3 separate regions of the Mus musculus genome follow, and regions 1 and 3 are each linked to region 2. A link is a loop called in an ENCODE intact Hi-C map of the cell type or tissue named here. Cell type or tissue: heart. All regions are shown on one strand.

Region 1 (2,500 bases), 180 kb before region 2:
CAGCTTGCTGTCCTTTTCTGATTACGTTTTAAAGCATCTGGTAAGACTTAAGGTCTAAAGGGCTCAGAGAGATCCTGAGACCTTCATGGAACTTCTTAGTTGTCACCACTAACCACACAGTCAATCGTCTCCCCTGGGCGTTCCCGGACCACGCCCATCGCGCAGACCACGCCCACTCAAATCGCCCCCCCCCCATCAATAGTTTCAGATTCTCATTGGTGGAGAAGTTGTTCTGGGCCCACCCTGGGGGTCAGTGATAGGCTGATCCAGTGTGGGACGGTGGTGGTTGGCTGCTTGGGGACGGGTCTCTGGTGGTGCCTGTCAGAGAGGCTGGCGGCAGTGGCGGCTGTCCGGGCTGGGTTGTCAGTCAGAGAGAGGAGGGAAGATGGCTCGCCCGGACTCGTGCTGCTAGAAGGAGAGGGGCAGGTGGCGCGGCTGCCGGCGGAGCGCAGTCGCCCGGTCGCCGTGGTCGCCGTGGTCGCCGTGGTCGTGGGGGGAGGCCGCGGTAGGTCCGGAGCTGCTCTGGTGAGTCTGCCGCGAGCCGTACGCCGGCCCCTGAGGCGCCGGGAGACCGAGAACTTTCTTTGGTCTGGGAGGAGCGGGGCTGAAGCTGTTGCCGGCGGCGGGTAGGACTTCGTCCTGGGGCGGCGGCCCGTTGCGGGTAACGGCTCCCGCGCGAGGCGCGGCCCGAGAACCCTAAGTTGGCCGCGGCCGGCTGCCCGCTGTGAACGAGGCTCCGTTCCCGGTTGGGCGATGAGCTGGGGGTGCCCCAGGGTCGGCCTAGCACAGAGCCCACCGTAGCCTATGGCCACTGCCCACCCGTCCGCGCCGCCCAAAGCCTGGCCTCGCCGCCCACGCTGGCTCCGCAGACCCGGTGCTCTTCAGAGCGGTGCTCGCTCGGGTCTTGAATCCCGTGGGGCTGGGGGTTCGGAGTGCCAGACCGGTCTGTCTGTCCACCACCAGGAGAGCTCCTCTTCTGCCTGCGCCGCGCTGGACCCTGGAGTTCTGCCTCTTCTGCGGCTGCTGTGACCGCCCTCGAGGATCGACAGGGTTTTCTGTCCACTGAACGGTTTTTTGTTTTTGTTTTTTTGTAAGCTTCTTTCTTTTTTCTTTCTTTTCTTCCTTTCGTTCTTTTTTCCTTCCTTGCCCCCCCCCTCCCCGCACGAAAACACCCCAGGTTTGCAAGCTTCAGCAAAACTGGGTCTCTGCCCTGCAGCGTGCATGTGTTTGCTTTGTACCTTTAGAGTTTAGAGGTTCCTGAAGAATTTGGCCCTAGTGGTTTTGCACTGCACTGAATCGCTTCTGGGATAAAACGCTATTGCACGCGGGCAGCGGCTCCACTGCTCAGGTAGGGGGAGTGCTGCTGCGATACAGAGACTGCTACTGGTTGCATGCAGGGTAACACTGGCTTTCTGTACACTGGGTGTCCTTTGGGTAACAAGGTAGGTTTTGCAGGAGATGTGCCAGCCCTGTGGTTCATGCCACGCGTTGCAGTTTGAGGTTTTCAGTTGTTACAACTTTTATCTACATAAAGCCACAAAGATTAGGGTAACCTTGAAACAATGCGATAGTTCTGGGAGGTGTGTTTTCCTAGGACTGCTCTGTTGCCAATGGCACCAGCCTCCTCCCCCCAACCCCCACCCCCGATCGTTTGTGACCACTTTTCCCCTTTAGGTGAATACATTTTAAGGTTTATAAGATGACTCTTTGTATCACGTTTTTGAAGTACACTGAAGGACAAGAAAGGGGAAAGGTTTCTTTGTCAGGAGTGGTATCAAAATCAAGTATTCAGATAATTTCACTTTAGTAGTAAGGGGGAAGCCCAGCATGTATTTAGAAACCAGACTCTACAATTGACTCATTTTACAGTCATTTGATTTATTAACATTATTTCCAGAAACAAATTAGAAATCCCGTTAATAATCAGTAGCTACAGTCTCTGGGTATGCATGCCAGGTGGAGACTGGGTTGGGTCAATGCAGACAGAGTTCTGTCTTTCCTTTCATCAGGCTTGGTGGCAAGAGCTTTTACCACCAGAGCCATACTGAAGGACCCTGCTTTCCTTTTTCTACTTTTTTGTTTGTTTTTATTCTTCTATTTTATAAAATCCCCTTTGGTTACATTTTTAAAGAATGGTGTAATTTTGACAATAAGTTTAAGTATATCTTCTAGTTCACTTTTATTCAGCATCCTGTTGCCTATTTGTAATCAAGCCTAAGAAATCTTCATAGGTGACTTTTAAGAGTGTAGCTCCAAAACCAGTCATAAGATTACTTATGGCAATAAAGTAGAGATGTGTGAGTGAGACTTTTCAAGAAAATGGAAGGAAAGAAAGGAGAAAATGCTGGCTATGGAATAGCATTTCTCTGTCTTGGCCACATATAGTATTTTGCAGAACTTAAAATTTTTACTCTCAGAAGGAACCTTCCCCACCCTGTTTCCAGCAAGGGCAGGATAGGACCTAGACAACAGCATTTAATTAAACAAGAACTCTCTGAAG
Region 2 (2,500 bases):
TGAGGAAGGGAAAAATAACTCCTTACCTTAGAAGGTGGCTCATGCTGCCCTTCACTCTCGAAGGGGCTCAACAGAACCCTAACCTCTAACGGAAAGAAAACTACAACACAGGGAACTTGTTTACAAGAGCCCACAAGCCTATTTTTCCTCTAAAATGTCCTTTACCAGGCACAGTGGCTTATGTCCATAAATGCCAATACTTAGGGTCCTAGAGCACAAATATTCTCTGGGCCAGTATGACAATCTGTCTCAATAATCTAATAATCTTTTAAAAAGATTTATTTCTTCTATATGAGTGCACTGTTGCTATCTCCAGACAACACCAGAGGAGGGCATCAGATCTCATTACAGATGGTTGTGAGCCACCATGTGGTTGCTGAGAATTTAACTCGGGAACTCTAGAAGAGCTGTCAGTACTCTTAACCACTGAGTCATCTCTCCAACCATGATATTTACTTTTAATTGGTGTCTCAATCAGTCACCTCTTAAACAGGGAGGACTCCTGGGTGCTCGCTAAACACCTATACCCGGTCTTAGGAATTCCAAATCACGATTCCTAAATCATTGCTTATAAGTCACCTTGCTTAAGTGCTAATCCAGTGGCTCAGATTTCTCCCAGGACCCAAAACCCAGACAGGCTGGGTCTGTGTCAGCAGTAGGGTAATCCAGGTCCTGTAGGCAGAGGTCCCTGCTGGACTCGGTTGCAGGTATCCGCCTGAATATACCCTCAAACCTTAAAACAAATGAGCACAAAACAAAAAGCCCAGCCTTTGTGCCAAGCAGCAATTAAAGGACACGTGCGGCGGCGAGGACGCGCCTGCGTGGGCGAAATCACCCCTGCCCTTGCTGACACTGGGATTATCCTGCCTCCTGCTACTTTCCGAGCTCTGATCTCATTCGCTTCCTAAATAGTCGATGTCCCCGTCATCGGAGTCCTGGGCGGGCGGGAAGCCCCGAGTGTGCCCAGGACCCGGGCTGTCCGGACGCCGCGCCTCCATCCGAGAGGGGACAAATCCGGGCAGCGCAAGGCTGATCGCCTGTCCCACACAGAAGGGACGCGTATGGGCAGGGACCCGCGCCACGGGCGAGCGCCGTGAAAATCGCCAAGACCACGTGGCGTGGTCCTGGGACTCGCAATGGGGAGAGTACTTACCAGGAGCGCGCCGCGGCGGAAGAGCTGGGCGCCAGGGCGGGACCGAGTTTAAAACCGACCGGACATTGAGCACCGGGGCTCAGCCAACCAGAGTGGCCCAGCGCCCCTCCTGCCCGCCCCTTCCCCCGTTCCCGCCTGACTCCAGCGCCGGCCCTCACGCGCCCCCTGGCGGCACCAGAGCCACTGGCCCCGCCCGCTTCCCCAAAAAGACTTAAACTATGTCTGTCTGTGATATTTGCATGTGCTCAAAATGCCAGACATAGGTGTCAGCTTCCCTGGAGCTGGACTCACAGACAGCTGTGAGCCTCCTAAATTGAATGCTGGGAACTAAATTCAGGTCCTCTACAAGAACAGAACACTGTTTAAGCGGCAAACCATCTCTCTAGCCATGTAAAAACAAAACGTAAACCAACCAAACAGACCAAAACATCCGCCATTAAATTCCTGCTACATCCTGCCACAAGTAAGCCACCTTTTATTTCTCCTTATAGCAACAGCCCTCAAAAGAGTTGCCTACTCTTTGTGTGCTCTTGGTATGTTAAGCGTCACAGGCCACTGAGGAACTGAAAAGTAAGACACCACCATGGTACCACTTACACACTTATCAAAACGCCTGCACCCCAGACCCCACTCATCCATTGCTTGTGGGAACGCAAGAGGAGAATTCAGAAGACAGTGGTGTAAGAAGGAACCAACTGAAGCCATTTGGAACAGGCCTTAACTCAAAGTTTAAGTTCCCAAGACCTCCCTGGGTAACTGACTTCCTGCTTGGTGAGTAGAAGCATGGATGCTAGGTGAGTGCACTTCAACATGAACGCTGCAGTTGAGTCCTGTAGGAACAGAGTAAGTGCACCACAAAGACGTGCTCTTAAGGAAGTCCCCTACCCCTAAGTCCTGATTGGTGGGATAACTTAGCACAGACGTTTATGGATTTCAAGCTTAAAAGCCCCGTACCATTCTGGCTTGGGGTTGCAGTTCAGTTCCTGAGTCTCTTCTATGGCCCTGATTGATCAGCAGCAGCCCGAGTGCAATACATCTTTGTCATCTGCTTAAATACTTACTAAGATGTTCGAAGACGCAGTCAGACGGAGTCTGTGCTGCTGTTCCTAACTGGTTGATTTTTGCTGCCTAATTCAAATAAAGATCTTGCTTTGGGGGGACTCTTGAACCTGCTCGGGTTGTTTTGGATTTTTAGACCCCAACACAAGAACATATCTATAGGCACCTTAAACTGTTTCTCTATTTGTTTCTCAGTATGTGTACGTGAGTGTCTTTGTGTTTGTGCTCGTGTTGCCCATGCACGTGGAGGTCACAGGTTGGTGTTTCTTTCCCTCAATTATTCTCCAC
Region 3 (2,500 bases), 130 kb before region 2:
TTCTTCCTGTTATACCTTCTCTCCTCTCTAACCAAGAGGAGAGTCAGACGAGTAACGCCACCTTCCTCAAAAATGACCGTCAGCACCGCTTTGCCCCGTGCGTGCTCCGTGCACGTGGTTAAGAGACCCACTCTGCTTTCTTCCTCCTCTGCACTGCCGTGAAAGTGGCAGCTCAGCCTGGGAGACTGCGTCATAGCCGCGCTCCGGTGGCCCACAGAGGAAAGGGAAAGGGAAGGATGTCACAGGTTGTAACATAGAAAACTGATCCTGACCTTGAAGGCTTGCCACTTCCCCTCAGACACTCTGAAAGAATATGCCGGGAAAGAGGGTGATGTTACTGTTTAACCAAGGGCCATTGCTGATCTACTCATTTTTAAAATTACTCTGTGAATCCTCAAGGTCCAACAGGGAGTCATAAAAGAGTTTGTGATATTTGCTATTAGGCAACTACAAAATGCATACAAAATCCATTTAAACATGCCGAGTCCAAACATCCTTCCATTTCTTCAGTGAAGTTATGCTGTTAAATGAGAATAAACTATAGAAGGAAAGTAACTTAGTGGACACCCCCTCACCGTGTGAAAGCAGGCGCAGGTGCAGCAGACTGGGCTGCACTGGCCCCGAGAGCACTCCCAAACTACTGCTGCAGAGCAGAGGCGTGTAAGAGGGGGTTCTCAGGCGCTTCTGCCTTCCTTCTCAGTGTTTACATGGGGAGTGGGTGGGGGAATGTGGGTTGCACAATTCAAACATGAGAAATATTGAAGCTCCCTCGAGTGTGTGTGTGTGTGTGTGTGTGTGTGTGTGTGTGTGACTGACTGTGCGCACACGCGCAGTTTTGGATTTTCAAGAAAGAAATACATATCCTTTAACAAGATGGACATTACTTTTCAGAAACATTTTGTAGGAAAAAAAATGACCAAAACAAGAAAAAAGAGTCCTTACATATATTGGGTCTCTGACGCCCTTGTGGATCTAGGATCTGTTTTGGTTGCCCCTTGCAGACTGTCTCAGGCTACAACTTCATTAAAGAAGCCCTTGCATTACCTGTTCCTTTATGTTTATTCAGCTTCACTGCACTTGAGTGCCTCCTGTTTATGATAGCAAAAGTGTCATAATTGAGGATATAAAAGAGAATGGACTATCAAAAGAAAAGAGGCACACTCATGAGCAGTTAGAGTGTGGGCTGCAGCGCCTGAGTTCTCACTCTCTGGGATGTGAATGACTCCCATCCACTGGGCTGTAATAAATGGTACTTGCTTAGTCTTACTTGACTCTTTATAGGTAGGCTGCAGCATCCTTCTCAAGGATAGTTAGTCTTAATCTTTATTCTGGCTTCCTGTGTTTCTATTGCAGTAACAAAATACCCTAAACACCTTGCACTGGGCCCCACTTCTGAAGGGTCCCCTGCCTCACACACTGCCACACTAGGCTTACCTAGCACCCAGCACCCAAGCCACGTGGAAACCACACGTTCCTGAAGCATTGCTCAGGAAGTTTCCATGTTTCTGCATGTCTGTGATTTCTGCCTGGACATATTATTGTTCTGCTTTCGAACAGGCAGTAGTTTCTTGTGGAGAGGATGGTTATCATTGTATACTTCTTAAATATATAGACAATCTCGATTTAAAAGTAGATTTAAAATTTTCTTCATATGTAAAATTTTATGTATTGTATTTTCTGTAACAAAATCAAAGTAAAACATTTCTTAAGAAACAGTATGAAAGGACATGTAGATCCCAGCGTGAGCCACAGTGGCCATTCTGTATTGTCATGTTTCTGAAGCATAGTACTATCGAGGTCACTTGAGGTCATGACTGAAGACTGCGAGTGCCTGTGTTTGATGGGATCCTGGGTAAGCGCTCCATTCAGCTCATCTCCCCACTCTGCCACAGCCATCCCCATGGGAGGAAGGGCTAGGGCTTTGTAACCATGCACGAGTGGTGATGGAGCCTGGATGGAGCAGGAAAAGCAGCACTCACTGTAAGGAATTGTCTGCTTCTGTCTTCCTGACTCCTTCTGTTTTCCACATGTGACAAGGACTAAAGCATATCTTTTCTGTTGAGCTTTGTTCTCTTCTGTTGCTGGGAGGAGACGCTATGATGAAGGCCACATATAGAAGATAGAGTTCACTGGGGTCTTGCAGTTCCAAAAGTCCGTGGTCTTCATGGGGAACATGGCAGCGGTTAGGCAGGCAAGGTCCTGGGGAGTAGCTGGGAGCTCACATCTGATCCACAAGCAGGAAGGAAGGAGGGAGGGAGGGAGGGAGGGAGGGAGGGAGGGAGGGAGGGAGGGAGGGAGGGAGGGAGGGAGGGAGGGAAGGGAGGGAGGGAGGAAGGAAGGAAGGAAGGAAGGAAGGAAGGAGGAAGGAAGGAAGGAAGGAAGGAAGGAAGGAAGGAAGGAAGGAAGGAAGGAAGGAAGGAAGGAAGGAAGGAAGACAGAGAGCTTACTGGGAATGGCATGGGCTTTAAAACCTCCAAGCCCACTCACTCCCAGTGACTCA

Evidence for each region. Hi-C counts contacts between places; a loop is a spot of excess contacts. Peaks named below come from ENCODE experiments on the same cell type or tissue, not always from the same donor. Only the 100,000 strongest peaks of a DNase experiment are listed, where the experiment ranks them.
Region 1: a loop joins it to region 2, with 9 times the contacts of the local background. A loop is called at or near these places in 8 of 42 quality-filtered maps.
Region 3: it touches region 2 in a loop (2.6-fold over the local background); 2 of 42 quality-filtered maps call a loop at or near these places.

Annotation. Positions count from the first base shown.
Region 1 is chr5:24,028,504-24,031,003 of GRCm38, reverse strand. Fam126a (family with sequence similarity 126, member A) reads left to right here and starts at 314. Exons shown (of 11, transcript NM_053090.3): 1 at 314-525. In heart, a CTCF peak has its summit at 1,324; DNase peaks (open chromatin) are centred at 313 and 1,363; H3K4me3 peaks cover 2,022 bases; H3K27ac peaks cover 1,573 bases.
Region 2 is chr5:23,849,275-23,851,774 of GRCm38, reverse strand. It overlaps Gm42228 (a long non-coding RNA gene), which reads left to right. Exons shown (of 2, transcript XR_880875.3): 2 at 1,645-2,321. 2700038G22Rik (RIKEN cDNA 2700038G22 gene) reads right to left here and starts at 1,178. Exons shown (of 4, transcript NR_045042.1): 1 at 1,154-1,178. In heart, CTCF peaks have their summits at 344 (motif pointing right), 1,110 and 1,343 (motif pointing left); a DNase peak (open chromatin) is centred at 1,194; H3K4me3 peaks cover 1,579 bases; H3K27ac peaks cover 1,197 bases.
Region 3 is chr5:23,976,434-23,978,933 of GRCm38, reverse strand. All of the region lies in intron 10 of Fam126a (family with sequence similarity 126, member A), which reads left to right. Among named protein-coding and RNA genes, the nearest start is that of Fam126a, 53 kb to the left of the region's middle. In heart, no CTCF peak of the experiment used is centred here; no DNase peak of the experiment used is centred here.